Regions from separate parts of the Homo sapiens genome. Here region 2 is linked to region 1. A link is a contact called in ENCODE Hi-C or POLR2A ChIA-PET data. All regions are on one chromosome and are shown on one strand. The core of a region is the stretch at or near the end of the contact, and the rest is flanking DNA. Distances in the headings are between cores, read along the strand shown.

Evidence for each region. A loop is a pair of places that touch in the nucleus more often than their neighbours do. ChIA-PET counts read pairs that join two places held with the same protein, here RNA polymerase II (POLR2A). Pooled maps may share reads with other maps.
Region 2: a map of PC-3 shows a loop between it and region 1 (7-fold over the local background). The contact joins two enhancer-like sites. A Hi-C loop is called at or near these places in 3 of 168 maps with a recorded cell type or tissue (PC-3, PC-9 and ascending aorta) and 2 of 50 pooled maps. POLR2A ChIA-PET finds 5 or more read pairs at or near these places in 7 of 52 experiments (A549, AG04449, HEK293 and 4 more).

Annotation. Positions count from the first base shown.
Region 1 is chr21:33,760,480-33,763,221 of GRCh38, reverse strand. It overlaps ITSN1 (intersectin 1), which reads right to left. Exons shown (of 40, transcript NM_003024.3): 9 at 1,236-1,299. Among named protein-coding and RNA genes, the nearest start is that of ITSN1, 120 kb to the right of the region's middle. Within about 2 kb of position 1,386, at least 17 of the 41 ENCODE cell types and tissues checked have a DNase peak (open chromatin) inside an H3K27ac peak, as active enhancers do; they include PC-3 and ascending aorta, where a contact is called at or near this core.
Region 2 is chr21:33,800,425-33,803,166 of GRCh38, reverse strand. It overlaps ITSN1 (intersectin 1), which reads right to left. Exons shown (of 40, transcript NM_003024.3): 20 at 723-737. Among named protein-coding and RNA genes, the nearest start is that of ATP5PO, 110 kb to the left of the region's middle. RefSeq lists an enhancer at 1,004-1,505. Within about 2 kb of position 1,331, at least 11 of the 41 ENCODE cell types and tissues checked have a DNase peak (open chromatin) inside an H3K27ac peak, as active enhancers do; they include PC-3 and ascending aorta, where a contact is called at or near this core.

The sequences.
Region 1 (2,742 bases), core at 137-2,636:
GGCGGCCTGGGGGACTTGGGAAAAGAAGCAGAGAACAAGACAAGGGGAAATTTATAGATTAAAGGAGACATAAAAGATGGAAAACTCAAGTATTGCAAAATACAGGCTTATTTCAGTCCTGAGCTGAACAAATGAACTATAAAAACATTCTGAGGCACTCTAAGGAATGTGAACATTCCCTGATTAATTTAATGATAAGGATGACTACTGAAAAACTTAGGTGAGCTATTGCTGTTATGACTGTGCTAAGAAGAAAGTCGGTCAGGCGCAGTGCTCACCCCCGGAATCTCAGCATTTTGGGAGGCTGAGGTGGGCAGGTCACCTGAGGTCAGGAGCTCGAGACCAGCCTGGCCAACATGGCAACACCCTGTCTCTACTAAAAAAACAAAAATTAGCCAAGCGTGGGGGTTCATGCCTGCAGTCCCAGCTACTAAGGAGGCTGAGGCAGGAGAATAGGCTGAACCTGGGAAGTGGAGGTTGCAGTGAGCCAAGATGGCACCACTGCCATCTGGATGAAAGAGTGAGACTCCATCTCAAAAGTAATAATAATAATAATGAATGAAAAAAAGGAAAATCCCTCTCTTTTGAAGATAAAAGCTAAAATATTTGCAGTAGAAATTATATAATAACTAAGATTTGGCTTAAAATAATCAAAGAGGCTGGGCATGGTGGCTCACGCCTGTAATTCCAGCACTTTGGGAGGCTGAGGCGGGTGGATCATCTGAGGTTGGGAGTTCAAGACCAGCCTGACCAACATGGAGAAACCCTGTCCTACTAAAAATTCAAAATTAGCCGGGCATGGTGGTGCATGCCTATAATCCCAGCTACTCAGGAGGCTGAGGCAGGAGAATCGCTTGAACCCGGGAGGTGGAGGTTGCGGTGAGCCGAGATCGTACCACTGCACTCCAGCCTGGGCAACTAGAGTAAAACTCCATCTCAAAAAAAAAAAAAGAAAAAGAAATCAAAGACAGGGAGAGCCAAGACTGGTCACGAGTTGAGAATTGTTAAGTTGTATTATCACTCCTTCAGAATTTATTGTATTAATCTGCTTTTGTATTTTTCAAAATTGAGAGGGGAAATAGTATTATAAAAGAGGCAATCATTACAACTCACTGAAATTAAGCAAATTCTACATATTCCCCCATAAAAAACGGTATTAATCTAAAACCCATGAGGCCACACCAATCTAACCAAGTTTCCACTTTATCCAAACCAAAGAACTTTTCATTCCTTACCATATTGAAGCCAGCTGAGCCTGTGGTAAACTTGACTGCATAAGAATAGTTCTTGCTTGGGGACCTAAACAGGAACCAGGAAAAGGACATACAGATGAGTCAGCAAATACTCACTGTACAGGAGGACCAGGGTTCTGCGTATGTGGACTACTCCATGACCTCATGCAATCACAATGCTTTAAATAACATTTGCTACTACCGCAGGGGCTTTGTAAAAAGGAAATTAAGCCCCAATGAAAAAGAGGAGAAACACAGAGCACAGCATCTGACACATAATAAATTTTTGTTAAATGGATGTTTGATAAAGAATGACCATGTGAAAGATTTAGAGTTTCAAAATATAACCTGACCTTTTGTCCACATTACCATCTTTATTTGTATTGGGCTTTATTTACAAACTTGAAAGTTATTCTCTTTAAGTTTAACATCTTTTGCCGCTGCTACCACCTGCTGTCTCCACCCTGCTCAACCTCAGGCAAATTCAGGGAAGATTCGGAGAATCTTAGAGGAGGAAGGGACCTCGGAGAGATCTCCGGGAAACTGTTTCACTAAACAGACTTAAAAAGAAAAAAAAAAAAAGTTGCAGGAAGCGCTAATAGCCAGGATTAAAACACATTTCCAGCCTGGTGTGGTCACTCGTGCCTGTAATCCCAGCATTCTGGGAGGCTGAGGCAGGCAGATGGCTCGAGCTCAGGAGTTCAAGACCAGATGGCAAAACCCCATCTCCACCAAAAGTGCAAAAAATTAGCTGGGAATGGTGGCATGAGCCTGTGGTCACAGTTACTCGGGATGCTGAAGTAGGAGGATCGCTTGAGCCCCAGAGGCGGAGGCTGCAGTGAGCCAAGATTATGCCACTGCACTCCATCCTGGGCAACAGAGTGAGACACTGTCTCAATTAAAAAAACAAAACAAAACACATTTCCTATGTTAGCCAAGAAAAAAAAAAAAAAGAAGAATTCCTGGAATTTCTACTCTTCTCTCAAAATAAGCTCTCATTTCTTAAAATAATCATAAACATCTTCACTTCTGGTATGAAAGTGGCCTTAGACATCAGACAAACGCACAGTAGGAGACTCAGTTTAAATAAACTACAGTCAGAGAGGGAGAAATAAATACGTCTTCCTTTCCAGCACTGCCTCTCAAGATGTGGTCCCAGGAAGACTGCTGGACAGAGGAATGGAAGGCTGTGGCAATTTTGTTGGGAAGATTCTGGTGTATATGTTTTTGCTTTTTGCTATTTCTTTATTCAAACGTCACCTCATCAAAAACCACAAAACTGGATGTGTTTTTGCATGGCCAGCAGTAGAGGTCAGGGAACCAAGGAGCTGTAGGCTCTAGTCCTGGCTTAGTCTAGACTTTGCTGAGTGACTGGGCCAGGTAGTCTGGATCCTAGTTTGCTCATTTCAGATAAACCAGTCTATGATCCATTGGGGCAATGAGCTTAGCATCACATTAGCACATGAGAGGTGCTCTAATGGCAGGTAACATTACTGACAATAGTTCAACT
Region 2 (2,742 bases), core at 82-2,581, 40 kb before region 1:
TACCAGACTTTTAAACTTGCTCATTTGACAGAGGAACAATGCTATTTTGTTTTATAACTTGCATTTTTCTGATCACCCAAGAAGCTAAGCATCTTTTCATGTATTTTTTAAATAACTGACTTTTTACTTCATCTGTGAATGTCCCTTCCCACCCTCTGCCAATTGTTTAAGGCTTGTGGGTGTCTTTCAAAGTGAACTGTTCGGAATCTTTATGTAACAGGGGTAACCCTTTATGTAACCCTTGGTCTCATATATTTTGAAACATAGACATTTTAATTTTTGCATATTGTTGACTGTCCATTTTTGCCTCTTAACGACTTCTGGTTTTTATAGCTTCAAAAGGCCTTTCTTAGCCAGAAAATTATTCCAATAGTCTGCTTAAAAAAATTTTTTTCCCAGAATTTTATCTTTTATGTTTAATCTACTTGGAACTCCTTTTTGTCTATGGCCTGAGATGGAGACTTGACCTAATCCCTTGCCAAACACAGAGCATTCAAGTTAGTCCTTAAAAGGAATCTAACAAAAAGAAACCCAGTACACAAACTGAGAAGACTTACGACTTACTTTTTTTTTAAAAAGCACAACCTACTACACAGACTCAAACACATTTTTACTGCCGCAACAACACCCAGAGATACGTGTACTTACACAGAATTCAAGTGACTTAAAAGGACAAAACATTGAATAAGATGCAGACTTCCTGACAGTTAGGCAACACTTACCCATTCCCCTTTAACCTCCACCAGGAAAGCAAAGGTTTGAAAGCAAGGCAAAATATATGTTTAATGACATGCTTTATTCTTACAGCATATCTAAACTCTACGCATCTCATCAAGCTGGTGGTTAACTAGCCAATTCGAGGAAAAGGTTTCAACAGGCCTAGGATTACAAGTGAAGCCCAGATATGTTCCCGAAAAAGAGCAACACTTTCTCATTAAGATACAGATCACCTGCAACATTTCCTCATCATCACATTTCATAACATTCCCTTACTTTAGGATGAGAGCGAGCTGCTTCTCTGCACCTTGTGTTGCAACAAAATCCAGTTTCAAAAATATTAGGCTGGTTTGTTTAACATTAAAAAAAAAATTGTAATGAGGTCCTCACTGATGTGACATTGTATTTTCAGAAATTTTAGATTCCTATTATATGGTGTTTACATATTTTACAATTAATCTGCTTTACAGGATACACTACTTCAAATATGAGGCAGTATGAGTAAAGTAGCTTCAGGCTATCAGAAACCACGGTGTAGGAAACAGCAGGTGGTGAAGTCAGAGGAAAGCTGACAGAAACACACCCCGCTGGCTCAAGTTACCATTTGTGTGTACAGAGTGGCATGCCCAAACCAACAGTTCTTTCTGTAAAGGATGAGTAAGGCTGGCACCCAGCATGTTTCAGTCAATAACTGTGTGCTGAATGAAGCCATGGAGTATACTTGAAGAGGTTTTTGCTACTGTTAAGGTGATTTTAACTTTTAAAGATCTGGAGCCTGGGCAACATAGGGAGACTCTGTCTCTACAAAATGTAAAAAAATAAAAATTAGCTCGGTGTGGTGGCACACGCCTCTGAGCTACTCAGGAGGCTGAGGCAGGAGGATCACTTGAGCCTGGGAGGTGGAAACTGCAGTGAGCCAAGATCATGCCACTGCACTCTGGCCTAGGTGACAGAGTGAGACCCTGTCTCAAAAAAAAGAAAAAATAATTTGGGATGTTTGGCCTTGCTTCTTCTAGCCCATGGTAATTACAGAGAAAGCAGCTATTAGGAAAAAAGGGGACACAGGAATTCATTTCTCTAAGTGCCAAACATATTGTTATTTCTAGGTATTTTAGCCTATTAAAGATCCACAGATATGATGTGTATATGGCAAGATGAATGCATGAGTAATAGTAAAATCACCTGTACACCACCCTTTATACTTCAAAGACATACAGTCCTTGGGTAAGAAACATGTTTGTTTCAATTGTTAACTTTCACAGTTCTTTACAAATTCTAGGCCAGGCATGGTGGCTCATGCCTGTAATTTCAGCACTTTGGGAGGCTGACCTGGGAGGATCGTTTGAGCCCAGGCAATTCAAGACCAGCCTGGGCAACACGGAGAAACCCTATCTCTATAAAAATTACAAAAATTAGCTGGGCATGGTGGTGCACGCCTGTGGTTCCAGCTAGTTGGGAGGATGAGGTGGGAGAATCGCTTTGCTTGAGCCCGGGAGGCAGAGGTTGCAGGGAGGCAGAGGTTGCAGGGAGGCAGAGGTTGCAGGGAGGCAGAGGTTGCAGTGAGCCAATATCACACCACTGCACTCCAGCCTGGGCAACAGAGTGAGAACTTGTGTCAACCACAACAAAAAAAAAATCTAAATTATCTTTAAAAAAAAAAAAAATGTTAAGAGTAATGCAGAGTTGACTACTTCTAAGACTCTAAAGAGAGTAACTAGAACAAGGAACTACTATTTTCTTTTAGAAAATGATTTAGATCAACCATGTCTGATTTTCTTTCTTAAACTGGTTCCTATAGTTTTAGTCACATCATAAAATGATTATTAGTTCAAGGAAAGAAACAATAACAAAGCAAAATTCTAAACTATTTTCTGTTACAAAGTAGGAAAGCAGATTAACTGTATAATTCATTACTCTTTTTACATAATTAAAAGTTCACATAATTAAAGGGAAAAAAGATGCTTTGATGCAAAGATACAAAAGTTATTGCAATTATGAGAATGATTTGATAGAGTGTTTTGCACT